Regions from separate parts of the Homo sapiens genome. Here all the other regions are linked to region 1. Evidence: chromatin loops called from intact Hi-C (ENCODE). Cell type or tissue: mammary epithelial cell. All regions are shown on one strand.

Region 1 (5,000 bases):
TATTTAGTTTCAGATTTTCATGAGGTAACATTATCTAAATTTACTGTTCGTCTGTATATTTAAATATATAACATTCATTTGCAGTATTTCATTTATCTCAAAAGATTAGTATATATCTCATCTAGAATGAGACCTCTTATGAGAATAGGAGATGAGAAAGACTTTTAAAGGCATTTCGCAGTCCAGAGAGTCTGCAATGAAATTATTCCACTCAGGAATGGGTATTTATGTAAGATACATTCTGTACCATGTGTATTTTTTTAAGTTTATATTAGCATTATTCTCAAAGCCAATTTTAAGAGTGAATGAAATTGTTCCCTTAAGTAAATCTACCCTTAAGTAGTATCATGCTCAAGGGCCTACACCAGAAAGTCTGCCCCACTGCTCTCGCTATAATACCATTCACTGAGGAAAAGCTGTAAGAACTGAGGAAAATGTCTACTTACTTCTTAAAACAACGAGAATTGCTTTTTGCTTCTCAGTAGTGTTGGAAACTATTTTAATAACTAAAATAATAAAACTTCATGTGAGGCAAATTCCACCTTAATTATTGCCCTTTGGGGTGGAAAAATTAAGGAAACATTAGTAAATGTGTTAAACAGAAAAACCACTGCAGTAATTTCCCGCCAAATACCTGGGTCTAAAGTCAAAATAAAATCTGTGCTCTGCGTATGATTTGTATGAAAGCAGACTTATAGTTTTAGCTCTAACAATAGTACCACTTAGGACTAAGATGAATGGACCAGAAAAACCCCTGTGACTCATCAGTAGACTGTGATTAGCTTACTTAAGTGTTCTACAGTTCAGTTCGGGAATCTTTAATGAAGGATATTGATATAATTGCTTGATTCATTTTAATATTTCAAACACTCTAAATTACTCCATCACTATCTTAATAATTAATGCATGAAAACTCATACTTACATTGAAAATTCATTTTAAAGCACAATATCTTTGAATAAACCCATTGAAATAGTGTTTCTGGTGTTTGCTTAAAACTTTGGTGTATAACTGATTACATCTTATAGATTTCATTTTTTTTTTCCTGGTATTTTCCTCTTCTAACTTAGGACCTTTTTGCCATATGTGGCTATTTGATGTATATTGTTCAGTCACGATCTTCTAGGTGACTGAAAAACGCATGGAGTTACTCATGCCAATAATTATTGCTACTGAATTGTTCCAAAGTCTCCCTTCCTGCAGAAAAATAAGTTTCAGTAAAATATTCTAGAGGATTACAAGTTATCTTTGCAGTTCATAAATACTTTCATAGGCTCCATTGATATTCACAGTTTTCAGTTAGAATGTTATTTTTATTGCAAAGTTTGCATTTATATTTCTTTTCTGTGGATTGCTTACCACTTATTAAAATTAAAATGCATTTTAAGGTGAAACATTATGTACCTAGAATACTGAAGGTAGCACTGACCATTGTCTTTAGCTCAGAAAGCAATGTTGAATTGGAAAAGCAAGATTTGAGAATATTCCTCTTTACTGCATTGTCATTGCACTCTAGTCCTTCTGATTTCCCTTGTTTCTCAGATGATCCCTACGCCCAATTATACAGAACAGTCTTCCTCTAGTTACTTATATCAAACACTTGCCTGCTAGCTGTGTTTGGCAGGCCAGCAGGATGAGGTAATAATCAGAAGAAAATGTTCTGGTTTATTGGCCTCATCCACGTACAACATTATTCAAAATAGTTCTCTGTGGGTGAGAACAGAGTTGCTTTGAGATCCCCTGGTCTAATGTTCTGTAGTAGTGAGGAGGAACAAAACTGTAAACTTTTTTGATCTCTTCTAGAATAATGGTAAGGTAAATGATATCTGCTTGGCCCATCCTTTCAGTAATGTTTACAGGCAGTTAGATGTATGTGAAAATGAGAGCCTTTCATTTATAAACATTTTGGCTTTACTCTTTCCAAGTCCAGCCATCTTCTTACGTACAGCCTCCATGGTCAGTACAGCAGTGTTTTCCTAAAAGCATATTTTGTGAACAATTTCTCCAGGATGATGGTAGTTTTTGTAAGACAGATGCCTAAAAGACATATGGTTTTCATAGATTTTCCGTCTAGACTAGCTTTATTTAGTGACTTTTGGTCTGAATTGGTCTAGTTAAAGTTTCTGTAGGAGCTTGTATAAAAATTTAAAATGTGGGTGTACCATTAAGGTGTAAAACAAAAGTTTGACTTCTTGTTGGCAAGAGATTAAAACGGATTGGTTGAAAATTTCCTTCATGTTAAGTAATTCTGATCATCTTATATGCCTACTCATCCATTCCACCCCTACAACACTGTCCAAAATGGAAAGGCTTACCCTAAAAATCCCATAACTGTTAAATTCATATACTCCTCACTGTTCCTGAGTAAATTCTTTGTGTTCCAGTTTATGTGTGTATGTTAGAAAGCCCTAATTCTTTCTGCAGACTCTTTACATGGCCCAGGGGACATATTATTCTTTACCCTTTTAGCACCAATTTTTACAAACACAGCATTTCTCTCATTTAAAAAAAGCGTCTGACAAGCCGCTGAGTAGAAGCGACTGAACCTTTAGGAGTTTCATAGTGCCTTCAACCAACAATGAAAATTCTGTTTTTCAAGGCGTTTCAAATTCTTGAGCCAGTGTCAAAGACTCATTTAGAAACAATATGACATGTTCAGAGGAAAAGAATTACATCTAGTCTTGCCCAGAAATCATCCTTTTGCTCCCTCTTTTGTAAGAGCTAATACTGCAGACCAGTCCCATCTTAACTGCATCAGAAAGAGGAGGCTCGTGGAAGGGAGGAAATGTGGGCCGTTCTGTCTCCACGAGTGTCATTGCTTGGCTTCCTTGGCTTCTCACGAAGCATTTAATTGGACTTAGTCACATATTTGTTCACTGACATGGCAGCCTGCAAAGCACAATGCCTCTCTGTTTTTCTCTGTTTGCTTTAAAAAATTTTGTTTTTAAAATTTGAGCTCTAAAGCATGTTAGAGCTCCTCCTGCTGGATTTAAAAAAAAATAACTGGGACGATTAATAAATGGTAATTCTTTTTCTTCATATTTACCACCTGGGCTAATAGAAGTGACAGAAGCCTATCATGTGGTGCACTTAAAACTGACCTTTTAATTCATCAGGTATGAAGGTCAGGCAGAAAGAAAATGTTGGTGCTACACAACTCATCTCTCAGTCTTCAAATTCCTCATGCTCTTTTTTTTTGCTGTTGTTAAAAAAAAAAAAAGGAAAAGGAAAGGTTATTTTTCTGTGAGTATTTCTAGTTACATAGTTACCCCAAGTCACATCCCCATGCTTGAAAGGTTCTTGCTCCCTCTCAGAAAGGGACAAAAAGTCTTTTCTATCTTCCCAAAGCAGAAATGAATTGTGCAGTCATACAGAGATTCGAAGTGTTGCCTTTTTCCTCCCTATCCTTTCTTCTTTTTCCTTCTTCCTCCTGATTTCCTCCTCCTTCTCAGAAGCGGACACTTGCCTCGCCCAGTAGCTAGTTCTCAGCACCTCCTTTCTGCCTCCTCCTTCCCCTAAATGGTGGCAGTTGGCCTCTCCCTCTCCTGGTGCCTGAAGTGGGAGTGACGAGAAGGGTCAGAAAAAGGTTTACCCCATTCACCATCAGTGGGAGTAGGTTTCTACAGCACATAAGTTTCTGGAGGTCTCTTTAGGAATAAGAGAGAAAGGAGGGGGGATAGAAGGGAGATAGGAAGAAAGGAGGGAAGGAGGGAAGGGGCAGGAAAGGAGGGAAGGAGGGAAGGGGCAGGACAGGAGAAAAGGAGGAAAGGAAGGAGCAAAGGAAAAAAAATCACTTGTAAATCTCTGTAAAACCACTTCCTTTCTCTGCATGCTTTCTCACACTGTATCCCTCTTGCCTTCTGCTTCTCTGCGTTTCTTTTAGCTCTTTCCTCCCCCAAGTTTATAATCTCAATGATATAGTACAAAGGCCAAAATACTTAAAAGTTAATCTCGGAAAGTAATGCTTTTTAGAAATCATATTTTAATACAACTAAAAATCCTTCATGTTACCTGTTTCATGACTTTATTAGGACTTGGGACAAAACAAGTCATTTGGTATTTGTGATAAAGAATAAGACAACCCTTGATTTCTCAAACTTCAGTACTTTCTGGCTTTCTTTCCTTTGCACATACCTTTCCTATTCCTGGAATGCTAGTCCCCTTAACTTTCCGTACTTTCTGGAAGTCCTTCCAACCTCCTAGCCTCCTTCCAACTCTAAGCTAGGACTCCAGATGTTTCTGAAACTCCTGAAGCAAAAATTTTAGCATAATCCTACTGTGGTCATAGTTAACTTGTCTCTCTCCATCTCAACAAGAAACTTCTTCAGGGCAGTGACTCTTTATTTCTGTATCTCTACCTCTTAACACAGTACCTAGTACATAAGTAGGGCTTACTGAGGGGATGAAGGAATATAAAATGAATTGACTTGCAAGCCTCAATCAAAATTTATTTTGAAACTAGCCCGATACTTATTTTAAAAACCAACTTAAACACACTTTCTTGTTCTATTCTATTGAAAAGCTTGCCTGAGTGAATGTTGTAAAATTCTTTTTACAGATCATAAACTGAGGAGAGTTAATGTGGGTAAATCATCCTTTAAGCTGCTTTTTTGCCACAACCACAGAAGTGGGTATATTAGGCACCATGCCTATGGGTGAAATCCAAGTCAGATATGTAGGACAATGTAAAGAAAGTGTGACAAAGCAGATTATATTACCATTTATGTCACAGGCTAATTTATACAGGATATTACCTGTTTGTATCATCAAAAAATTGTGAACTATTTTTCTCCCTATGTTCTGATTTCAAATTCCATGAATTGATTCATATTTTCCCAATGACATACATTATAAAATCATGGGTTCATTTTCACAGGGGAAAGAAATGCTGGCTCTAATACACTGCAAGAATCATATTAGAGAATTCCTTAAATCCTTTAAGTGGGCTCCAAGTTCTGTGTTCTTTCCAGCATCTACTGTAAACTATTCTTGGATAGTAT
Region 2 (5,000 bases), 77 kb before region 1:
TGATTCCTCAGGGATCTAGAACTAGAAATACCATTTGACCCAGCCATCCCATTACTGGGTATATACCCAAAGGAGTATAAATCATGCTGCTATAAAGACACATGCACACATATGTTTATTGCAGCACTACTCACAATAGCAAAGACTTGGAACCAAGCCAAATGTCCAACAATGATAGACTGGATTAAGAAAATGTGGCACATATACACCATGGAATACTACGCAGCCATAAAAAATGATGAGTTCATGTCCTTTGTAGGGACATGGATGAAATTGGAAATCACCATTCTCAGTAAACTATCGCAAGGACAAAAACCGAAACACCACATGTTCTCACTCATAGATGGGAATTGAACAATGAGAACACATGGACACAGGAAGGGGAACATCACACTCTGGGGACTGTTGTGGGGTGGGGGGATGGGGGAGGGATAGCATTAGGAGATATAGCTAATGCTAAATGACGAGTTAATGGGTGCAGCACACCAGCATGGCACATGTATACATATGTAACTAACCTGAACATTGTGCACAGGTACCCTAAATCTTAAAGTATAATAATAATAAAAAAAAGAAAAAAAAAAAAGAAAATGTGGCACATATACACCATGGAATACTTTGCAGCCATAAAAAAGGATGAGTTCATGTCGTTTGCAGGGACATGGATGAAGCTGGAAACCTTCATTCTCAGCAAACTAACACAACAACAGAAAACCAAACACTGTATGTTCTTACTCATAAGAGGGAGTTGAACAATAATATTTTTATTATTTAAAATCATTGTGTCCATGAAGCTGTAATTCCCAATTAAGTATTACTTCCCTTCTCTTAGGAAACTATCAGTGGGATTTGGGTGTGTGAAGGAGAATTTCCCATCTATTGGCTAAGCAAGCCGAGTTATTTAAAGGGAGATCTGATGCACTCTGGGGGGATAGGCCAGCCTCCATCGGTTAGTCAGGAGTGAGCAGAAAGGCTGTCGGGAGCTGAGAATTCACAAGCCTGCTCTCAGATGCGCGCCTACTGGTAGGAAGTCTGAAACAATGTCCTGGAAAGAAATTTGGTGCAAATCCAGTTTTGCATATTTACTAAGTCTGACACCTCAGAGTTTTTAAAGAGGTTTTATTAGCTGTATATATAAGTGGTCTTCCCCTATCGTGTATTTTTCTTAAGAGATTAAAAATGATGGCAGGAAGTGAATCACCCTGGAACTTCACTATTCCTTCTGAATTCAGGACTGTCCCAGTCATAACTGATGTTTTTAGGTCGGCTTTGCAGATTGAAACCACTTTACAATGAAGTCCTTTTGAAACTTCAGAAATTCCTCTTGGACAAACTCTGAAAGTGAATTTTTCTCTGTGTCAAATAACAGGAGAAAAAGTCTCTGCGTTATTGTAGGAGAAGAAGAGGAATAGCCACAGACCTGCATACATATTTATTAAAGTGCTGATGACCCCTCATATGCATTTTTTCAGCAGTCTAATAATACAAGACTTAAAATGCTTGGTACTTAGCCCCCAACACATAACTTTGTTCTTAGCATTTTCAGCAAAACTTAGAAGAGCTACATGGCCAATTCTGAAGAGTCTTAGTTTTTCTTCAATGAAGTGCTTTCAGGGATCTAAACATAAATTGCTGCCACACAGAGTAGTGAAGGGAATTATAAAGCATTTACATTTCACCATTCATGACTGTTACGCCTCTCTCAGAATAGACAGTTGGGAAATGATTGAATGAAACAAGAAATGGCCAAGCCACACCACGTCCTCCGCTTGTGTGTTTCTTGTATTTAAGGATTAAGGCCTCCTACCCTGTGACATCATTGTTGCCACTACAAACAGAACCATCTGCCATCGAGTGGGGAAGCCAGTCATTCCCTAATGTGCAAAAATACTTGGTTGAACTCCTGAAACTTATTTGGTAGATCAAAAGCTGCACTGCTGTGGAATGCAATAAACTCCATCTGTTTGAAGTATTTTCAGCAATATTGCACTACTTGGGAGAACCAGGGTCCCATTATTCTCTAAAATAAGACTTTTATTCCCGGTAAAATTCCCAGTGGGGATCTTTATTGCCTTATTGAACAGTTGGCATCATTTTTAAAAAGGACTCTTTTTTTCCCTTCATTCGTTCTTATGCCATTATTTATGTCTCAGATAAGCCAGGGTGTTAACGGTTATATCACGGCAACTCACAATGCCAAGAAACTTCTCTTCACTATTTTATCAGTGTCTTTAAATTTATGTTTTCTTTATTAAATATGATGGTCCCTGGATTAGGCATTTCCCTAGAGTCACGAATTGGCATTGTTTTCCAGAAAACACACTCTCCTGGGATCATTACCTTTCCGCTCTCCAGAAAATATCTGTATATATTATTTCCCCCTTCACATCCTCAACTTAAAACTAAATGCCAAATCTACAGCCAGACCTGTGACTCCGCCCTGTTCTAGGTCTCCACAGATGCACACACTTTACTCACAGCTCTCTTCCACCCTGTGTCTCAGCGAGAAATTCCTTCTGGGCCCCTTGTGAGAAGAGTTCAGATCTGTTCCCGGCCCATATCCCATCACGTCTCCCCCACAGGATCTGACCTTGTGAGGACTTGGGCTGCCCCGGGAGTAATGAATCACCGTCTTATTTTTTTAGGCCATATGTGAGTTAAATTGTTTGATATAAATCATACTCTTGCAGCTCAGGGTTGAAACAGGAGAGCCATTTGCCCTGCCGCCTGCTGCTGGCGGTTCTGTGTCTTTACCCAGAGTGTCGCTTTTAGAAATGACTACATTTTTGTGACTAACCTTTCCAGACCCATTTCTTGAGTGTGGACTCATGTTTGTTTTGGCAGCATCCCCACTATACAGTCCTTGCTTCCCATGCCAACCTAAGGCAAAACTCATAATTTACAAAATAAAGGAATGGTCCAGATGGAGGTCGTAACTTGGTCTGCTTACCCTGTCTCCCTAGAACCACCCACTCCTTTCCTCTGCTCTCTTTTCCTTCTTTTTTTTTTTTTCCACCTTCTTTGAAACCAAGGATGCAGTGTTTGTTTAAAAATGCACTGGCTGATGAAATTTTCCACTGCTTGGCATGTTGGAGGAGGAGCTGTCAGGAAAGGGCAAGCCGGCACACAAAATGCTCTGCCTTTCACGCTAACAGTTCACTTATTACTGATTCAAACCAATTCTTTCTGGCCACGTTCCCATACCCCAGGTATTCCAAATAGAAAGAAAGGGGGCAACTGTTCTAAGTTTCTGCTGTTATAAATGTATGATTTCATGTAACCTATGTGGATTCTTTGACTTGTCCATGAGCTCTGGATGCTGTATGTGTATGTATGAGATGTCAGTGAATAGTTAAATCATTTGTTTTGATTTCACTCTAGCAAGAAAAACCTCATTTTATTTTTTTTAATATCCAGAGAAAGTAGAAGAAAAAACCCTCATAATTTTAAAATAAATTTCTGTTTAACATATTTCTCTTTCTTTTCCTTGCGGCTACATGCATAGGGGAACAACAAAGTAAGTTATTTGTCCTCTTGCAGCTCTTCTGTCCCCCCAGCCCCTGCTCCGCTCCTGCATGTCTTGACAAGAGTGTTCCTGTGCATGCTGGAATGACTGTCATCTGTTACAGTGCACGAATTATATGGGGTGTGCAAATTTGGGGGAAAATGTGCATTTGCACTACCATAATGGCTGTTCCGTTTTGACTTTTGGGAAGGGAAACATTCTATCCTTCAGGGTCTAATGGCTAGTTCAGAGAGGTTGACATTATAAGGAAAGAGCTCCCACACTAAAAGAAAAGATTTTGAAGATTTAATAATGAGGACCCTTCTGCAGAAGGGGTACAGCAATAGGATGGAATTCAGTGCAGCTGAAGTTTTTGACTAAAAATCAAACCTCTTATGTTAATGTGCAGTTACAAAAACCCCAAACTGGAGTCTTAAATAGCAGTATGGCTGGCTTTGTTGACGAAACTGAACTAGATCAGTGTTCTGGCTTTGAAGGTGCCTTAAAATGGATGGAGGAGGGTGGGGTCAACATTTCACTTGGCTTCTGTGCCCTTGATGTCTTCCAGCTGGATGGAAGCAGAAGGGTGTGGGGAATGCAGGGGGTGGCCAAAATGTGTATGATAGCTTTGTGAAACCAGGCAACACACAGGAATGGTGGAAATTATTTTAATGTTGTTGTTATAATAGATCAATGAGCAATTTAATAGTTCATGGGGTTGCTAGTTTGTTTAAATTTTAATTCAACTTTTCCAAAAGATTAGAACTATTTCTCACTTATATTAGAAATGTAATAGTAATGTAGTTTGAGAAGATGGTCTTACGTTTAGTTGGGCGATTTGTTTTCTTATTTTTTCTATGGAGATACATTAGTGCTTCACCCTACCAGGTGGCCCACTTAAAACGGGCCTCATTGAATACAATAAGAATTGAAAAGAATCTGTTATATAAGAGTTGGCCGGCATATTCAAACCAGCTGGAATTCGTCAAAATTTCTGTTCATAAGCCATACATATAGAATGTAAAACAAATGTGGGAAATCTTTTGCAGTTTAATCTGATGGAATGTGCTATTATGGAATAAGTTGACATACATGGTTGGTATTGAAAATGTGTCACTTTATAAATTTATATCTTGATATAACTGCTTATAACCCAAGTAATAATATATAATAAAGTATTACCAGAAAAGCACAAGACAGGCATTTGTGAAGGAGTAAAGAGGTGAACTCAGTCGACTTATAGTATGATTTTTAAAAACAGCAGGTAACTTTTGAAATTGATTAAAGATTTCTTCCACAAAGTAATGGCTAATATTTATAACTAATTCCACCACTCTTTGAAAAGACATTTGGAAAAAATATAAAAACCAATATTTTTAGTTCTTATACCATAAAATATACTTCAATTATTGAATAGTACGTATGTCGAATCCTGGTCACTTGCATTGCACTGAGTCTCTGTATGAAATTTCTTGTACTGCATTTCTTATTTGCA
Region 3 (5,000 bases), 250 kb before region 1:
AGAAAACACTTGAATTATCAATCTTCAGAAATAAAAAAAAAAAAAACAGTAAATCGCTATATACCACACACTTTTGCTCTTTTAAAATTAAATACATCTCTACCCATCACACATGTACCTCTGTTTCCCTTGCATGTTAACACAAATCATGGGCTCCCCACCTAGGTTCCCTTGGTCACAGACCAGGTGAGCAGTCAAGAAGGCCTTACCCGCTGGTCTTCCCTTCGGCAGTCTTTTCTCAGCAGTGTCCCCGAGGGCTTCTTGGTCCCTAGTGTGCAAAACCTGTGAAGAAAAACACTGGATATGAGATTCAAAAAAGGAGCAAACAAATGTCTTCTCCTTGGAAACAGCCCATTTTGTCCCCAGCGGTCCATGGCGTTGCTCTCCCTTGCCCAGTCTAACCAATGTGCAGACTACTGTACAACGGCATTGTCCTGAACAGGTAGTCTGAACACTGGGGCGACGGAGCAGGATCTCCAGAAGCTTCCTTCTATGTACTTAAAATCCTCTCCCGGTCCTCAGGAAAAGCCTCCCTTCCTGCACCAGGGGTTGCATTCAGCTTTCCCCCCTGAATTCTGCTGCGCTGACTGAGACACACTCAAGGGCTGTGATTTCCAGTCTTGACGTGGCACATTTGCTGCAGACTGGGGAACTGGCAATGAATTTAGGACCAGGAAAAGGGGGAGGGCTGGGCTGGAGAGTCCATATATGGGATGATGTCACCCTGGGGAGGTTTGGGTATGCGCTGTGCCGCTGGAGAGACCGCTAGAATCGCCTGCTCTCAGACATGGGTCTGTGCATAAAATGGTACCAGATGTTTTAGTGTAACGTTAAGCAGTCATTTCATCTTCAGGCCAGATTTTTTTCCTCAACTGGGCAGGAAGTGGGCCCCAGTATGGAAAAGCTGTAAAAAAAAAAGAGTCAAGATGTACAGTTCGGCTGTGGCCAACTGAAAGTGAGTTAGTGTAGAAGTACAAATTTACTGTCTGACCCAGGCTAGAGAAGTAATTTGAAGATAGAGGGTAGATGAAATAGTAAACAGAAAGTTGAACACTGGAAGGCAGAGCTCATTTGGAAACCTTTTTGAGCTTTCCTGTGGCACTTTATTTTCTGGTATTTCACTCGTCAAAAAGGGCAGATAAGTTTCTGTCTGTCTGTCTGTCTGTCTGTCTCTCTCTCTCTCTCTCTCTCCCCCTCTTCCCCTCTCCCTCCCTCTCTCTCCCTCCCTCCCTCCTTCCCTCCCGCTCTCTCTCTCTTTCTCTCCTTCTCTCTCTCCCTCCTTCTCCTGTCTGTTGAATCTGTCAGCAGCTTGCAGGCTGCTCTAGACTTGAACAGTAATTATAGCAACTTCCTGAAAGTGAAGCCCCCATGAAAAGTCTGGAGAAATGTTCTTTGTCATGGCCTCTACATGAGTAATTAGTTCCACATGTGGCCTTCCTAGTTTCCCTCAGCTATTTTGGCTGGGTCTCTGAATGCTGTGCTATAGTTTGACCTAAAGAAACGTTACAGTTTTTGTTTGAAGCATCCACTACGAAACAACGACTCAGGTCTTCTAACAAATCGCCTCTGGTAGATCCATGCTGTTAGGTATAGCATTGTTTTTCACTTGTAATTCCTGATTCTGTTTTGATACTTTTGTTTTGTTTTCATGGTATTCTGTGGCTTAGTTTTATCTCTGGTTAACTAAATCTGTTGAAATTTGCCAAGTACCGCTTGACCAAAGGTTATAAGATATCAGCCCACTGGCATCTACTTTTCTTTCCCTGTTGTGGCTGTTTTCAATTATATATACTCTTGAATATTCTGAATATGTAGTTCTCTCACTTTCCCTCCATAGGATTCTGATCAAAGCTAGAGTCGCCTCAAACAAGAGCTTGATTAATTGCCCTTCTGAAGATCAAAATGTGAGAAAATTTCTAGGTAGCTTCCAAATTTAATTTGACCAACCAGACTAAGAAACTTAGCCTTCTTTAAAGAAAGTACAGCCAAAGCAATTCATTTCCACTGGCCTTCTGAAATACTTTTTAGAAGTAGAAAAATATATCTCTTTTTTATACGCTGCATTGTATATTTCAAAAAGCTTCAAGTGAGTACTGTCCTAAAGCATTTGCTTTTCATAAAATGGCCTCTTTTGAATCATTAAATAGCACACTACTGAAGAGTTCAAAAGTTATGACAAGCCCTTGTTATCTTGTGAGGAAGATTAAATAAGATAAACATGAATTATCTGGCATCTTAGGATGGAACAGAGGTTAGCACTGGGTACACCATTCATAGAAATATTTATATCATCAATAGGAGTCAGAGGAATGACTTTATATCTCTGTACTTTTGCTTCCATATTTGTGTCTTTAGGACCTATTCAATAGTGCTTGCACAAGCCCATAAGACTCACCTCCCTTTTTTCCCTGTCACTGCTTGCATATTACTGGAAATGATCTAAGTGTGACTAAATACAATCTAATACTTGTATTATATGTGGATACCAACTCCATTCTTTTCAAAGTATCTGTGTGTTTACTCACATGAAGTCCTCATAGAGGAGCCATAAACCACTGAACCAGTAGTCAGCCAGTATTCCAGGTGTAGACCTGCTTCTGCCACAGAAAGTGAAAGCCTTTTTTTCTGCCCACTTTCATTTATGTCCATAAGACATGCCTTGGAAATTTTTGTCAAGGCAAACAAAAGGTGGTTTTGATCAGACTGCACCATGATTTCACCTTAGTCTGTACATCTATATGCCCTCAAATGGTTCTACTACCTACACCAAATAGAATCTTACAATATTTCCATCAAGTGACTTAACTTTATACTAATCATTATGACTCGTGAAACATTTTAAGGAATTTTCTCCAGAGACAGCTATAGAAATTGAGTTCCCCTTAGAATATATGTCCATCTCCTTGAGTTTCCAGTTAACTGAAGTGTTTGTGGGTGCTCTTGCCTCCAAATAGTTCAACGAATATTTATTCTTGCCTACTCACCTGCTAGTCACAATACCAGCAACTGGGCATACAAAGATTAAGACCTGACTCCTGCCCTCAAAAAGCTCACACTTACATAAAAAGTTAGGAATACACATCTGTTACCAAGTGCAGTTTAAAAAGTTGGTCATTCTGCTCTGAAAAGTCCTTGGCATTGATTTGGAAATGCCTTAATAACTTTTCTTACGTCTGTAAAGTTATCACTTGAATACCCAAAATGTATTGGGCCCTAGAAAGCAAGGTTGGACATGACAAATCCTTGACTTTGAGGAACTAAAGTTATTTAATTTGCTTATTTCAAAAGTTGTTGACCAAAGTGATTATTGAATCAATAGATGGTTTTGGGTGACTACAAAATTTGCTCTATTATAAAGGGTTATTAAAAGGAAACGCTGTTTCAGTTAGTTATTGTTCCCAATCTTGGCACATTTTTATGACTTTGGAAATTCTCAAATTGAAACCAGGACTGAGGCTTCTTTCTGTGTACCTCTAAAGGGGCAGGGTTACTAGTGTTTACAATTATTTTGTGATATCCAGATATGCGTACTTCAGCTAATATTTTATAGCCTTAAGTTTTTTTTGTTACAAGATTAGTGCACAAGTTCAAACAATAGAGAGGTATGTCAAGAAAAAAATTAATCATCATTATCCATTCCAACTTCTTAATCATCATTATCCCTTCCAACTTCTTAACCCTTTCTGTCTTCCCAAACTAATGGTAACTGTTTGGCATGATTCCTTTGACTACTTTCTCAATGGTCATTTTACAGCTTCTTTACAGATTACAAAATCCATTCATGTACAACGTATTTGTTTCTTATAATAATCCTATAGTGTAGCTATTATTATCATCCCCATTTTATTGATGATAAAATTAAAGCTCAGAGAGCTTAAACATTATTTCATCAGAGTCCACAAATGGAAAAACTCAGTTTTTTTCTGTGCTCAGAAGGATATTGTCAACCTACAGAAACAACTTGTTCCCCTACCGAATTCTTATAGTGCTTATATTTCCTGTTGTTAAAATGCCAATTAATTATCTGCTGCGCTTTCACAGTTTTGTACTAAGACGTTACCTGTACTGTTATTTTATGTATTTAAACTTTTTTTTCCTAGATAAAATATAAGCTAATTGAAGGCAGGAACAATATATTTGTATTTTTTTTTTTTTTGACTGGCTGATGGTAGTCCATTTAGTAAACTGTTAAAAGAATGAGTAAAGAGCTATATGGTATGCATGTGGTTTCTGGTCAAATATTCGTCATGATAATAACTTAAGAATTACAGCTCTCTTAAAAAAATCATAAATAAAAAACATAGTGTGCTTTTAATATTTATATATGTGTCTGCAGCTACGCACCAGATTGAACTATTCTTTTTGAAATAAATGTAAACATTGAACCAACCATATTTCCTTGCTTATTTTTGGCCTTCTAATGTTCTGGAAGCATCCTGTGCAGCTACCAGTGATATAATCTTGTGTGAAAAGCAGGATCTAACCAAGTTGTAGTGTTTCCTTTCTTGTTGTTTTCTCCTTCCCAGTTTGTATCTAAGATAAAAATCTAGCTGACCTTAGTTCATTGCAAATTAGAGAAGATAGCCCCACTTAGTTTGGCTTTATGTTGTGTAGATTAGCACTTTTTTTTTTAATTGGAGGCAATGCAGTCCCCTAATCTCCTGCATTTCCTATTTTGTTAGGGCTCAAAGGAATAGATATGTTGTAGCAGAGCATTCCACTTTTCTTCCCTTTCCTGAATCACAAACAAATGGCTTCCCTCAAATCACTGCAGTGAAGTGCCTTCTTAGGCAGAGATGCAACATCAGCCTGTAAAATAAAGGAGAAATATTTCAGAGGAGTAAGAGATTTTCCTTCAACAACTGAAAAAGAAGTTAAATCAGAAAGCTATAAATCATAAACTTAATGCAACTGATTTTACAGTCTTCAGAAAGTTTGCAAAAGACAAAGATTGTGAGAGAATTGATTTTAAAACGTACATTTACGGACGCATGTTTTGT
Region 4 (5,000 bases), 400 kb before region 1:
GGAAGAACCCTCCTGTAGAGGCTTTGGAGGGAGTCAGCATGACACTACCGACAGCTGGATTTTGGATGTCTGGCTTGCAGAACTGTGAGACAACAAATTCCTGTTGTTTTAAGTCACTTGTTTGTGGTAATTTGTTATGACAGCCCTAGGGAATTAATTCAGGTGGTGTCTACAGCTTTGAGACTAGTTGAATTGAGATTACTTAGGAGATGAGTGTAGGTAGAAAAGAGAAGAGGGCCAGAGACAGAGCCCCGGGGCACTCCAGTATTTTAGCAGTGGTGAATAGGAGGGAAAATAGCAGAGGTGATGAAGAAGCGGTAGAGAATCAAGTGACTGTGGCATTCCAGAGGACAAGAGAAAAATGGCTTCAAGAAGGGCAATGTAATTGGCCATGCCAAATGTGGCTGAGAGATAGAGGAGGGTGATGTGGCAGGTCAACCAGGCCTACTGCTTAGGAATGTGAGGAAGCCCAGTAACAGCTAGATTGCTCCCAACCTAAAGACGTCAAAGACAGAGCACCCATATTTCTTTGTCCCTCTGGCTTGTCAGTTTTCCCCAGTTCTCACAGGCTGTATTGGACTTCAAACTTAAAATGCTGCTCTCTGAGGAGCCAGGAAGATGCTGAGAAGCTGCATCCATTCAGTCACTTGTATTCTTAGCTCCTGATTCCTTTCCATCCACTGCTGGAAGATTCAGTAGTAAACAGAAAGAAAACAACCTTGAACTCGGTCCAAATCATCCTCACCTCCAATCTTTGTATCAAAACTAGACTTTTATGTTTCACCCAATGGAGATAAGGGTGGAGAACTGACCATTGGATCTGGCACTTGAAGGTCACTGGTGACCTTGATAAGAAGGGTTTGGTAGGAAAGTCTCCTTAGAGAGGGTTCAAGGAAAACTTGGCTGTGAGGAAGTGAAGACAGGAATTATAGACAGCTCTTCAAGGCCCACTGTAGAGGGAAACAGAAAAATGAAACACTAACAATAGTAGTGTAAGATGAAAAGAATGTTTCTGAAAGATGGGAGATATTATAACTTGTTTGTGTTTTGATGGAAATGATGTAGAAGAGAAATTAAATTGGTGATGGAGGATAGAGATGAGATAAATGCAGGAGAATGGGATAAAGGCAGGAAAAATGAGTGAGAAATGTCCTTGATTTAGGAGAATGAGGATGGGATACAGGGCACCTGTGAGAGTCCTGGCCATAGATTGAAGAGAATTGGATTATTTTTCCATTTTAATCATAGGAAAGGAAGAGGACATGGAGACAGATGAAGTTAGTTGATAAATTGATTAGTGGGGAGATAGCTTTTGATCGTATTGAGTTTATTTATGATGGCTGAATATCTGCCTATCCTGGTAAGTTCTAATGATTGTATAATAAAGACATTATGTTTACACTGCTGCTCAAGGTGCCTAGCAGTGTCACTGACATCTGCTTGTTTTATAGATATTGCTATACCCTGGCTGAACCGTTCACCCTTGAGAGACATTCACATTTCCTGTATGGAAAGCAGAGGAGTTAGTGGTGGTGTTGATTGATTACTTGATCATGAGTTCATTACCCATGAAGACTATAACTGTGCCTTTTATCTTCTGAGCACAGCAGTATTTTAGCATTACCCATCCAGTTTGTCATCTACAATAGAGGGCTGTTCAAAGGCCTCGCTAGGGAGGCAAATGTGTCTGGAAATCCCTTTCACGGTGATTTATTTCACAGCAAATGAATTTCATTTCTAAATCTAGCATGACCAGAGGTCTTCCTAGAGTATAAAACCATCCCAAGAGGAATGTGAGACCTCTGGCTGGGAAAGAGGGCACCATCTTCTCTTGAGATGAAATTCGTGAATTGGGCCAGAATTAACTACTCAGCTGGTGGCAGACTTTTAAATTCATCTTATGGGGGTGTGTCCCTACATACCTCCTTCAGCGTTTGCTTTTTGATATCTCCCTCTTAAATCTGGAAAATGTTAAAAATCCATGGGTGATGTAAACTGATATTCATTGACCTTTGGCAACATTTAGCAGATATCCAATCTGCTGTCTGGTCATAGAGATGGTGGAGGTGCTGCTTAGTTGAGCAGAAGCTTCAAACATCCAGGCATTGTCAACACTCAGAATATAAAGAATATGTTTATAAACTGCAAAAATAAAAACAATTCATGGAGGAAACCTATTTTCCAGGTACTATATCTGTCTCTGCACCTGTTCTTCACCCCAATTAGATTTCCATTTTACCTTAAAATTCTTTGCTTATTTGACCAATTTAACAAATGTAATAGATGCTAATTAATTGCATTGAGCGCCCAAATGCTACTTGATATTTATTGAATCAGTTAATATGTATGAAAAAATCAGATTAAAAAATGACTTCATATGTAGCTTATAGAAGCCATGTTTTGACTTCTTCAGGAATATGTTTTTGAGCTTTTTATAATATGGTTGAGACCCATAAACTCAATTATAAAATAGAAACAAAGACTAAACCTGAAGGGTTTGGAGTCTTTGAAAAATTTGTTTTACAAGTTCTATCCAATTCATTGTTCTTTTAAATTGAGAATTTACTATGCATTGGGCTTGAACAAGACAAACGCTAAGTCATGTTATAATTCAGCTTGTTTGCAAAGAGTAGATCATTTATCTGCATGTTGAGAAATGGGCTTGCCCAAGTATAGAGGAACACTTTCATTTTAAGCTTTAAAAAAGTAAATTGAGTCTTATTTAGATTTGAAAATATGACAACAAACACATTAGCTTTATAGGCTTAAAAAAGCTTTTTATGAAAGTATATATTCTTTGATATGCTGATTTAATTGGGAAAATGATATGATTATAAAATTTACTGTGAAAAAAAGGAAGAATATTTTTAGGACTTGAATGTGAATGTGTGAGTGTAAAATTTGGATTTTTAAAAAGTAAGAACAAAAGAAAAATGTGAAGGCACAATGATAAAGTGAATGTGCTGTTAAAATAGAGCTTGTTATTATCATCAATGTAAAAGGCCTCAACGTGGATTTCTAATGCGTTCATTCCTTTTTTGCCACTGGGGGTCACTGTAAAGACGCTGCTTGAAGAAGTTAAAAATTTCCCTGATGCTCTTTGTGGAGTTTGAATGTAGAAATTTAATGTAGAAAAGAAACACTGTTCATGAAAAAGACTTAAAAAAGTAAGAAGATAATAAATATATTCTCTCTTTTTCTGAATTTAATTGCCAATTAGTAACATGAATCTTCATTTTTTTCAGAAATTCTCTTTATATTAATATATGGATGTTGCATTGCTATTCAAGGTAAAAGTGTTTAATAATGATGACTTTAGTGTTACAGAATAATTGTGCTCTTATGTCTTTCTTATTTCAAAGACATTAAAACACAATTAATAGTTTCCTATGCAATTACATCTTACTCCTGGATTCTGATGTGACCATGAGTTTCTAACATTTCCATTAATGTAATAGCTCTTTTAAAAGTTGTTATAAAAACATATTCTACAAGCCATCCCCAGAATATATAATTAAACTAGATTCATACAGTTATTTTGTTGGCAGTGTAAATAAAATATGACAATGAAAAAAAGCGAAATTCTTCTAAAGTTCTGTAAGAACTCCATTTTTCATTGCTGAGTTTTAGGATCTTCCCCTCCCTCCTCTCCTGCCCCCTCCCCTTCCTCTTTTTCCTCTATTTCTTCCCCCTCCCCTTCTTGCTCTCCAACATTTCTTGAGTGGCTGCCAGGTACCTTGAATACAAGAAAAACTATTTTTTTCCATTGAGATAAGAGTGAAGTAAGGAAGTGTACATGAGGCCTATATGTAGATATCTGGAGAGGTATTTGAATAATTTATTGCCTATTGACATAGATTTTTTCACTGTAAGTGGGGAGCAAGGCTATCAGCTGAGGAAGAACTGGGGTGGGGGTGAGGTAAGGATGATAAGAGAGAAGGGGGTTGTGTAAGACATTTGGGGAGAAATGTATTTTGACCAGCTGCTGTGGAGAAATATGGAAGGAGAAAGTGGGCAGCACTGGGGGACTCTATTGAGGCCATAGTGCATCTGCACCAAGCTTAGTGGTTGTGTAATTCCCAAAACCACTCAGCAGCTGGGAGGTTGAAGAGGCAAATACTTGGGTTGCTTTTAGATCAGGATTTTGCAGGGAGGGTTGAATGGAAGATAAAAGTGGGCAAAAGAGTTGAGGATATTGGCAAAATAATAATTGGAAAGACAGACTGTGAAATACTTGGAAGAAAGTGAAATAAAAAAGAATCTGTATGTTTTGAGGAAGATGAAATGGTTTCAGGGATGGGCTTCTGGACAAGATTGAAGAATAGCAATGTGTTCCTATAAAGAGAAGAAAGAAAAATGGGAGAATAGGAGTTTGTGGTTAAAGAGATGTATATTAGAGTTTATGATTTACAGCTGGAACAAGTCCAGGTTATAAATGTCCAGGATGTGGTCATGGGAGGAAATTGCTAAAATGGCCTGCAGTTGAAAAATTATTGAATAGAAGCAGGCAAGGAACTCAATAGCCAGCGGACTGGATACATCGTCCTCATGCACATTGCTGCTGCTTGGATAATGGCGGAACTAAGGGGAGTGAGGACTAACATGATGATGCTAAAACCTTCAAAAAATGTGTGTGTGTGTTTGTGTTGAAAATGGGTGTTGTAGACATTTGGTAGAAGACAGCAACAAGGGGGAATAGAAGCTGCTTTACCCAGACGATGTCAGGTTCCAAAGCAATGTTTTAATGTGAAGGTGGAAGATTTGGGTTTGGAGAAGCACCAAGGAGTAAGAAAAATTCTTTAATCTCTACTCTTTTCCTCTAACCCTGGGCTCTGTGGAGCATGGGAGAATATACAGTCTCTACCTGAAAGGCATAAAAAAGAGAACTCAGTTTAAATAAAGGCAAGGAAGTGAGAGCTATTGTTTAGACAAGAGTGTGAGTGTGTTGGAGTAATTTGGTGACAATAAAGATGGTTCCAGATGGCACAGTGAAAAGGATT
Region 5 (5,000 bases), 360 kb before region 1:
AAATGAATGATAATAAGATTCTTGCCCTCAAGAAGTCCCAGTAGAGTAGGGAAAAACAGACATAAAAATTAACACAATTTAACACAATTAATTGTGTTAAAGCTAATAAATGCTATGTTTCTGTAAGTGTAAAATATTAAGGGAGCCCGGATGAGGAAGCAGTTACATGTGAGGAAGGATGTGAATTTGCAGAGAAAACAGAGGGCCTGTGGTAGGAGAGGACCTTGTCATGTGGAAGGAGGAGGGCAAGAGAATCATGAGAACTTTGGTAACATTTGTTCTCGGATTAGTAAATGGGCCAGGTGGCTGAGGTATAGGGTTTAAGGGAAGGAGCAGCTAGAAGTACACTTTCTGAAAAATTTTTCATGTTTCAGTGTGTATGTCATACCTCTCCAGGTGTTTTTAAAAAATAAAATTAGCATATACATGAACATAACTAAATCCAATTACAGTCTAGCTTCTTTGGCCTAAATAATTTGCAGCTACTTTTCATTCATCCATGATTTTGATGGAAGGGAATGAAAAGATACAAGTTTTAGATAGTTTGAATTTTTTCCCTTTTAGATTTTGAATTTGAAAGTAGTTCCAGTATGTTTAAATTGGAGTTTCTAAACCTGGTAATCACAAATGAAAATAGTTGGTTTTTTTTTTTCGTGTTTCTTTCTTTCTTTCTTTCAAGCAGCCAGTGTAAGGTAATTCATTCTTTCCTGGGACAAATATTTATTAAATCTCCCAATTATGTTGAGCAGGGAAAGGTAAAGAAAACACACATTCCTTGCCCTTAGGAGAGTGACTAATAGACATGGCAATGTTAATGTACTGTGCCAAATGCTCTGCAGGAAACACGCTGAAGATGCAGAGGAGGGGCGATGAGGAGTGGTGCCGGATAGAGTCATGGATCATGAAAAGTTTCTGGGAAGAACCAATGCTTGAGCTGAGTCTTAAAGAACACGTAAAAATTAGTCAGGCAAAGCAGCAAGGGACAGAGAGAATGGTGTTCTGAGCAGAAAGAAAAGTGTAAAAGCACAGGGACATGGTGCATTTGGGGAACTGCAATGGCTTCCTTATGGTTGGCTGGAAGGTGAGTTGGATGAGTGGTAAGAGATGGGGCTGAAGAGGCAGCCAAAGCCAGACCATAAAATGCTGGGAGATGGGCTAAAGAGTTTTGATTGTATTATCGAATTGTGGGGATCCATTGAAAAACAAGGCTAGAGCTAGTTTAGAGGGGTCACAAATCTATGTTATTCTGATAGGGTGAGGTCTGACTTTGACAAAGATAAACTCAAAAGCAGGATCATCATCTAGAGGAGCCTTCAGTGATGCTGGGAGGCATTGCTGAGAGCTGAACCAAGGCAGTGTCAGTAGGTGTGAGGAGGAAGAGCTCAACCAGCTGAGCTGTAATGGAGAAGAAATTACCTACAACTGGTGGCTCCCTGCAACTGTTGGGTGAGGGAAAGGGAGGTATGCTGGATGCCCCAGATTCCCTGCCTGGGGTGGGTGGTATCATCCACCATGAGGAGAGACTTGGGAATGCAGGAGGATCAGCAGGTTTGGGAGTGAAAGAAATTGAGAGGTTGTTTTAAGTGTGTTGAGTTCAAGGCAGCTAAGAGGAAATAAACATCCAGTACAGTTGAGCATATGGGCCACTCACTCTTCTGAGAGTTATAGGCTAAAGCGGAAGGTGTGGAGAAACTATTTCTCAATAGCCCTTGAAGCTATGGCAACCTTGAGATCACCTAGGGATGAATGTGAGGAGAGACTGAGGCTGTGACATTGGGGGAGTAATAGAGCTGGAGCATTTGGGACACTAGGTGGTTGTGATGTCATAGGAGTTCAGGTCCATTTGATTATTCTACATAAAGTTTAATTGATTAACTCTCTATTTCAAGTGTTCTTTAAATACCATTTTATGACTGCAATCAAATGAACAGAAGGCATTGAAAGACAACTATATTTAAATATTTATTCTAATTAAATGTCTAAAATCTTAATGATGTGTATTTTGTATAATCACACTGTGAGTACTACATAGAGTGCAATGTTAACTCTGCCAGTAGGTGCCACTAAGAGCACCTGGAAAAGGATTCTAAGGAATAATCATAGGAAAAGAAAATGAAGAGTGCAAAGGCTTGTAACTTTGACTTGAATCTATTTCTCTTTAACAATTACAGGATGGTTCAGCAATTTGCTGTGGACTTTGAGAAGAGAATTGAAGGGTCAGGGGATCAAGTAGATACCCTGGAACTCTCAGGTGGTGCTAAAATCAATCGTATTTTTCATGAACGCTTTCCTTTTGAGATAGTAAAGGTTTGTGTCAAACGTTATTTTTTTCTTAGTTTCACTTCACTTCCATATTCTGTTTTATACAACTTAATACAATATTGTGTGAGTGGTATAGAACTAACATAGTTCTTTGAACAAAACCTCCATATTCAGGTAATGAAATTCAGGAGAGGAATATGTTCTTACTGATGATTCTGATTTTATTTAATGAGATTTAACTACATTTCAAACACAAATACTAATTGAGTTTCCTAGTTTGTTGTCTAATTAATTTAAAAATATTTCTTAAGCATGTACTATGCACCACATTTCTAGGTGCCAGTGATTAAGACAGAGAAGACCCTTGCTTGTCTAGTGGGGAAAGACAGAAAATTAACAAATAGACAAAATACGAAAGTTTCAAATGTTTTTATGTAACATGATATGAGAGAGGGGATGGGTGAGCCACTTTTAATGGAATAATCAGGCAAATTCTGTCTGAGCAGGAGACATTTAAACTGTGCCCAGAATGGCATGAAGAGGTCAACTGGGTAAAGATCTGGGGGAAAGGGGTTGTTCAAGGCAGAAGTAGCAACCTCGGGTAAGGCACTAAAGTATGACAGGTGAAGAACAGATGTGGCTGATGAAGGAGAGGGGCATGAAGTGAATTCAGAGAGGGAGGAAGTGTCCAGTTCACACAAAGCTTTCTAGGTTGAGGTAAAGTCTTTATACTTAACAATGGGAAGTTACAGGAGGGTTTTAAGCAGTAATGTGACTTGATTTGTTGATGATTTTAGAAGAATAGTATGCCTGCTGGATTGTAAAGAGCCAAGAGAGTGAGGAGAACAGTAGGCCAGACCAGGGGTGGATTCATTTTCTGTGGAGTCTGAAGCTTCTACAATTTTACAGGCCCCCTTGAAGAAGAATACAAAATTATAAACACACAGGCCCAGGGTCTTGGAAGAGGCTTGTGCAAGGGGGAAATGCTGAGAATTAAACTTCTTTAGCTTTCCAGTAAAAGTGCCCCAGCAAGAAAGGATAGAGAGATGGGTGGCTTTGGGGTTTTGGAGATAAAGTTGCTAGGGCTTCGATTGAAATGGGGGAATGGAAGAAAGGGAAGTTTTGAGATGACTTCCAAGGTTTTGGCTTTCACAGCTGAGGGAGTGGTAGTGCCCATCAGATGAGGGAAATGGAGGAAAACCTCTGTTTGTATGGAGAAGTGAATTAGGAGTTCTGTTTTGGATGTGCTAAGCGTAAAATGCCCAATAGGCAGTTGAGTAGTTTTAGGGACCATGCTACTTGTCTCAAACAGAGAGGTGAGTGCTTATGTCTTCGTGTGGGAGGCAAATGGGTAAATAGATAATTTCATTAAAAATGTGCTAAGTAAAGTGATAAACTTCAGCAAAGGGTACTATGGAAACACAGCCCACAGACATGAATCCCAGCTCAAGTGTGTAAGGGAGCCAGGCTTCTGAGCTGAGTTTGGAAGGATGAGCAGCTAGTTAAGCAGGAAGAGGTAGGCTACAGGAGGGGGTGATCCAGACAGGAGAGGAATGAGCTATGAAGCCATCAGTTATGGGTAGAGACCTAGAACAATTCGTCATTCTAGGGCATAAGCTGTGAGGGGAGGAAATGGACAGACAATGAAGCCGGAGAGGCCAAATCTCAGAGGTCAGGGTTGAACTCAATGTTCTTGGGCTATCCCTTCGAGGTCTAAGCTCTGTGACACTTTGGTCCTACTTCCAAATAGATTTATGGTACCTAGCGCTTCTGAGAAATATTTGTAATCTATCCTGTGTTGTCTTTTTAAAATATTACTAATTTTCTTTTACAAAGAGGCCTTTAACTCAAATGATTTAAGTGGCCAGGGACAAAAGACAGCCATTGTTAATTTCAGGACATCTGTACTGCTACTGCACAGCAGGTGAAACTCTCATTTATGCATTCTTCTGTGCCCTCAAATTTACCATATTCAGCAAAAGAATGAAGAATTATACATTTCAAATGAATGGCTAGATTTATGTCCAGAAGGCATCCTTATGCATAGCACTCCATATCTATAACAGAGTTAAAATCCACTGCCCCCAAGCTCCCCAAAATCCCTAGTGTTCTGTGTTGCCTTGAAATTTATATAAACAGATGTTTTGACCATCTGGGTTTAGGTTAGGAAAGACATGAGTATCCACTTATTAATAATGAAGTCAAGTTATTCTCATTCTGTAATGTTCAACAATATTATTCAAAGGAATTAAGTGTCATAACTATGGCTCATTTTGCATCTGCAGATGGAGTTCAATGAGAAAGAATTGCGAAGAGAAATAAGCTATGCAATCAAAAACATACATGGTATCAGGCAAGTGATTCACATTTTTCTTGTCATCTGTTCAAGCTACCAAAAGAAAATTAATGTTTATAAATGGCTAGGAAACTCGTCTTTTCATCATTGAATAGGGTAGAATACAGAGGTGGGAGTAAGAAACAGGAAATCCTACTTTGGGGTTTAATGGTAACTTCCTGTATTGCTGTAGTCAGTTTTTTCCAAGTGAAAAAGCAAAAACATTTTCTGCATTTCCAGCCTGTACTCTGCACAATAGGGGATTCGCAGATTAGCAAGACCCCATTCTCCAGAGCCTTCATTTTTCATGAGGGAGGCCAGACATGCTCATAATTAATCATTACTTACACCAGAGAAGGGACAGATTAATTTTGACTAGTGTTGTGGAGCAAGATTGGGAAAG
Region 6 (5,000 bases), 310 kb before region 1:
TAAACTTATTAATGTAATTTCCAAGGCTCTCTATAATCTGTATCTTGTTTACCTCTTCAGCCTATTCTATTGTTACTATTCCTTTCTACTCTACTCCCTAAGTCCATGCTGCAGCCAGTCTGACCACTTTGGGATCCCTAACTGTACCATACTTTTGCTTTAACACATGCCTATGATATGCTTCTTCAAATTATTTAGGTTTCCTAGTACAGATGATCATTGATAGTCTGGTTGTAAATAACCCTGGCATCAAAACAGAATTCCATACGTATTTCTTAAGATACTACCATAAACCCTCTGCTAGGTAATGTCAGTGATGAGAGAGGTAGAAATACCAAGATTGATGCTCTTGACTATCAAGGAGCAGGCATTGTTGGAAACCCAACTTACAATCTTGTTTATAAAATACAGGCACAGACCAAGGCTTTGGGAGTGCATGAAAAGGAGAGATAACTGGAGGTTTCTAAAAAGGCATAATTCAGGCATGATGCTTGATTGGAGTTTTAAGACTGGACAGGACTCCAATAGTCAGAGACAGGGGGTCTGGGCTGACTGCTTCCTGTCTTCTCTGCTTGAGTCAATACTATGCATTTCAGGGAACTAATTTGTACTAAAACATTGCCTTGATCATGTCACTTGCTGGCACAGAAACATGGAATGTTTTCTGCTGCCTTCAGAGTAACAGCCAAATTCTCCATAACTGGCCCCAACGTACAGTTATTATACTAGATGGCTTTTAAGATCACTTACAAACCCCAGTCTATGATTGGATAATTCTACCATAATAGTTTTACTCTCCACAACTTCCCCATATGCCTCATCTTTCTACTTCCTGGCTTTGCTAATACCAGTCTATTCTCTTGGAACGTAGTCATTTGTTTTCCTTTATTAAAGTTTATCTTCTTTTCAAGTTTGCTACAAACAGTTCAGATCATATCATCTGAAATTATATTTCTTGTCCCTGAACATTCAGAGAAATTACAATGGTATAGGATTTATTTGATAAATGGTCACACATCATAGACAAGGATAGGACACTGTGCAAAAAAGTTTTGAGCCAAGAGATAACATTAGGGGTTCTCTGATTGTCTTCTAATGTACTCTTATTTTTATAGAAGTTTAAACTTCTTGTTATATACTTTTAGAATCATTATGTCTCAGCATACACCAATTTGGTTCTACGTTTTAGTGTTCTGGCAAAGCCTTCCACAGTGACTTGTGTGTAGTAGGAATTTATATGACAAACGACAAATGTGCGTGCACACACGCACACACATATGAGAAGATATGGGTAATTATATCCCACATTTAAAACAGAAGCACTTTGTTTTTGCTTTCTATTACATCCTCACATGTTTATTAATATGGATTTTATTTTTTATTTGTTATTTTTGTTTTGTGTATGCATATCATTACTTGTACCAGACAAATTGTAGGCTTTTGATAACAAGAACTATACCTTATTCATATTTTTATATGCTACGGAGTTCGTGCCCTATAGTTTTTGATTTATGTTAAACTAAAACACCATACATAGGTATGTTTTATAATATTTCAGAGTTAATTGGTTAAGTAACTATATCCAAGAACATGTCCAAGGGCTCAAGTTAACTTGCAAGTCCTTACAGGTTTTTTAAGGAACATATTTTTAAATAAATGTTTTGAAATACTCTCAGTTCAATTATTATGCAGAAGAATTATGAGAAAGAATGTATTCTAAGCAGGCAGCTTTTTTTGTTGTTGTTGCTTTTGAAGTAACTTCAAGTAGCTAAATACATCATTAGCAACAGAATGTTTAAGTTTATGGGGCCAATTGCTGCAAAAAGATTCTTTAGGTGGAAAATAGAGGCAACTTAGTGTTTTTTCTAACTCTAATATTTGAGATTGGCTTATAAAGTAAATCTACTTTTCCTTTGGCATATTCTTACAAGTGGTAGATCCTAAATATGCATTATTTCACAGATGGAAACTGTCAATGGACATTGTCTTTATCTAGTGTAGCTTATAAGCTTCTGAGAGTAATTTTGCATCTCAAGGAATATTGGACCTAAAAGGAACCTAAGAAACAACTTGTTTAGTCCTCTAGCCCTCCTCTCTGTCTCTGTTTCTGTCTGTCTCCTTTATGACACACATATACACATTTTATAGCTGAGCGACTGAAGTCCATTTTGATCAAACTTTTCACCTAAGGTAGCAAAGGAGTCATTAACGATCTTTGCGGCTTTTGCTTTACATTCAACTTCTTTTCCCTTAAGTGATTTGAAGGGGACTGATACATAATTTTAGGGTCTACAATAATTTGTTCAAAGGAAGCACCTGTGGGTCTATCACAGGTTTTCACCACTAGTCAGTGTTTCAGTGAAAACATTACTCCTAAAACACAATTATGGTGCTTGGAAGAGATAAACATAACCTATGAAGGTGTCATGATCTCATTATAATAGTAGTTTTCTCATGCATTCCTGGAAGAGCAGGAAGCCTGGAGGGTGCTGGAAAAGTGACATTTAATGTGGAAAAAGAAAGTAAGGAGGAGATCCGAAGCCCTTAGGAGAGTGCTACTCAAGACGCTGTGTGCGCCAGGGCATGAGGGCAGCCAGAGGGCGGTGTGGGCACATTGGATCCTGGTTACCTCTTTCACAGCCTCACCTACAAGACCTGAATAATGTAGATTTAGATTGTTCAGAGAAATGGTTAAAGAGGAAATAATTTCATCGTAATTAAGAGGATTAACCATTTAACAGAAAGCTGGAAAAATAAAAAACAAGGAAGGAAGAAGTTGAAATTAGCAAATTTTAAATTGGAAAAAAATATATACACAAAATATTTTTAGCAACCAAATACAGTATGGCCTTTCACCACCCACCCCCTGCCCACCTTCAGTTGAATGCAGTGTTTTTTCATGAGTTTGAGTGAAGGAAAGCAGCTTAAATGTATCAGAGGAGTTTATTAAAAACTTATTTTGATCAGCTGTTCTAAGTGTGGTGTTGATTTCTAACTTGTTACTGCAGCACAACATCCCATCACTTTAAACAGTTGACTGAGAGCTTTAGTCTCCCTTTTCTCTATTTTAGACCATTTCATTGATCTCCAAAACAGCTTCCATAAACTATTAAACAATCTGTAAGAATACTGAGTATTGCTGATCTTCCCAGAATAACCAAAATGAGTTGTGTTTCTTATATTGATACGTGTTTATTCATGGATCCACCAAAAGAAAGCCTTTGTCCTTTTGAGGGATAGAGTAACCTAGTGATGAAACGTGTGGGCTCTGTTGTTAAGTTGTTGGAGTCCTTTCTGGCTTTTAACCCTCTGTGCTTATGTCTAAAATGAGGGTTATAATGGCATCAACTTCATTGGGCTTTTCATCGAACAGATATTTCATGAAACCAACCATGTGCCATGTCCTTTGCAGGCCCTGGGGATATAGCAGTGAACAAAACAGACGCAAACCCCTGCTCATTAGGAGCTTACAGTCTAATGGAAAAGGGCAGACAAACACAAAAAATAAATACACCGTGTAGTGTATCGGAAGGTGAGAAATGCCAGACAGAAAAATCAAACAGGGTAAAGGGGATGATAGTCTTGGAGGAAGGGAGGGATGCGGTTATAAATAGGGTGGTCAGAGTAGTCCTAACTGAAAAGAAGGATTTGAATGAAGACTTGAAAGAGATGTTGGGAACCATGCAGATGAAAGCGGGAAGTACATCCTAGGGAGCTAGCTTGCCTGAAGGCTCTAAATGGGAGTGTATTGGGTGGGTTTGAAAAAGAGCAGATGCCAGTGTGGCTGGAACTCTTCAGGGAACAAGGTGAAGGGTAGGAGGAGATGAGTCAAAGAGGCAGTAGTGGGGGTTGCTTGAGTAGGGCCTTGTAGACCCTTGTATGGACTTTGGTTTTTACCATTAAATGGAATGGTGTTGATGCAGTACACGGTTTCGAGCAGAAGAGTTAACATAGTCCTTCTGAAAGTATCACTCTGGTGTCTGTTAAGAATAGACTTCAGGGAGACAAGTGTGGAAGCAGAGACCAGAGAATAAATGATTACAGTAATCCAGATGAGGGATGGCAGTGTCTTGGACCAAGGTGGGACCAATGGAAGTGATGAAAAGATGGTTAAATGTTAAATTTATTATAAGAAAGTAGTCGACAGCATTTTCTGATGGTCGGATATGGGTTGTGAGAGAAAGAGGAGACAAAGATTTTGGCCAAGGAACTTGAATGTATGGTATAGAATTGCCATTAGTTAAGAGGAGGAAGGAAGACTGTGGGTGGAACAGATTTTAGGGGGGATTTCAGGAGTTTAGTTTTGAAATATTAAGAATGATATGCCCATTAAATACCCAAGTGATGAGGTTAAGTTGTTAAAAACATCAATAAGTCCAGAGTTGGGACTCATACATATTTGGATCTACATGGCAGATCCAAACCAGAGATGCATTAAAGGAGTTGTCAGAATATATTGGAATTCAAAGCAGTGAGACTGGACAATATCACAAAGAGTTTGTGATGCGGAGCCATGCTACTTGGTACTACCACTTATTAGCTGAGTGATTTTGGGAAAGTCACTTAGCTTCTCTCCTCATCTATGAAACAAGAAGAATAATCGTAACTGCTTCATGGGGTTGCTGTGAGAATAAAAATGATTAATATCGATAAAGCACTTAGAACATGGCATATACTCAATAATCATTAACTTAATTTCCATTACAACTCTCCTCTGTACCTGTGAGACACTGCAAATATGTCAACTCGTATGTTATTAATGTTACAATGCAGCTTTTCTTTAAGTGGTGTTATTATATTTTTGGTTTATATGCTACTAGGAGTTATGTGCTATTAGGAGTCCCATTGAGTTGGTTTTGCTTCCAGAATTAAACTGACCTGGAATTTTGGTATTAGGTCTGTCTCCATTGATTTTTTTTTTAAAGCCTGTATAAATTTTAGTATTTGTTACTTGTTTAGGAAAAAATTATATGTGTCTCTTCAGTGCTGCTTTCCTTTGC

What was found. Peaks named below come from ENCODE experiments on the same cell type or tissue, not always from the same donor. Only the 100,000 strongest peaks of a DNase experiment are listed, where the experiment ranks them.
Region 2: it touches region 1 in a loop (4-fold over the local background); 19 of 110 quality-filtered maps call a loop at or near these places.
Region 3: a loop joins it to region 1, with 6 times the contacts of the local background. A loop is called at or near these places in 60 of 110 quality-filtered maps.
Region 4: it touches region 1 in a loop (12-fold over the local background); 54 of 110 quality-filtered maps call a loop at or near these places.
Region 5: a loop joins it to region 1, with 14 times the contacts of the local background. A loop is called at or near these places in 24 of 110 quality-filtered maps.
Region 6: it touches region 1 in a loop (14-fold over the local background); 62 of 110 quality-filtered maps call a loop at or near these places.

What each region holds. Positions count from the first base shown.
Region 1 is chr1:172,396,718-172,401,717 of GRCh38, forward strand. All of the region lies in intron 20 of DNM3 (dynamin 3), which reads left to right. LOC102724528 (a long non-coding RNA gene) reads right to left here. Exons shown (of 3, transcript XR_001738294.3): 2 at 3,102-3,199. Among named protein-coding and RNA genes, the nearest start is that of C1orf105, 21 kb to the right of the region's middle. In mammary epithelial cell, a CTCF peak has its summit at 2,973 (motif pointing left); DNase peaks (open chromatin) are centred at 754 and 2,844; H3K27ac peaks cover 622 bases.
Region 2 is chr1:172,319,824-172,324,823 of GRCh38, forward strand. DNM3 (dynamin 3) reads left to right here. Exons shown (of 21, transcript NM_015569.5): 17 at 3,506-3,517. Among named protein-coding and RNA genes, the nearest start is that of C1orf105, 98 kb to the right of the region's middle. In mammary epithelial cell, a CTCF peak has its summit at 2,724; DNase peaks (open chromatin) are centred at 2,718 and 3,068; H3K4me3 peaks cover 329 bases; H3K27ac peaks cover 1,940 bases.
Region 3 is chr1:172,144,156-172,149,155 of GRCh38, forward strand. The region is part of intron 14 of DNM3 (dynamin 3); the gene reads left to right. DNM3OS (DNM3 opposite strand/antisense RNA) reads right to left here and starts at 680. Exons shown (of 4, transcript NR_103486.1): 1 at 499-680; 2 at 210-282. MIR199A2 (microRNA 199a-2) reads right to left here and starts at 489; the gene lies at 380-489. In mammary epithelial cell, no CTCF peak of the experiment used is centred here; a DNase peak (open chromatin) is centred at 2,556; H3K27ac peaks cover 1,168 bases.
Region 4 is chr1:171,999,890-172,004,889 of GRCh38, forward strand. All of the region lies in intron 4 of DNM3 (dynamin 3), which reads left to right. Among named protein-coding and RNA genes, the nearest start is that of MIR3120, 140 kb to the right of the region's middle. In mammary epithelial cell, a CTCF peak has its summit at 3,051 (motif pointing right); a DNase peak (open chromatin) is centred at 52.
Region 5 is chr1:172,039,838-172,044,837 of GRCh38, forward strand. It overlaps DNM3 (dynamin 3), which reads left to right. Exons shown (of 21, transcript NM_015569.5): 8 at 2,172-2,307; 9 at 4,548-4,615. Among named protein-coding and RNA genes, the nearest start is that of MIR3120, 96 kb to the right of the region's middle. In mammary epithelial cell, a CTCF peak has its summit at 2,057 (motif pointing right); a DNase peak (open chromatin) is centred at 874; H3K27ac peaks cover 622 bases.
Region 6 is chr1:172,087,815-172,092,814 of GRCh38, forward strand. The region is part of intron 12 of DNM3 (dynamin 3); the gene reads left to right. Among named protein-coding and RNA genes, the nearest start is that of MIR3120, 48 kb to the right of the region's middle. In mammary epithelial cell, a CTCF peak has its summit at 2,593; a DNase peak (open chromatin) is centred at 2,577.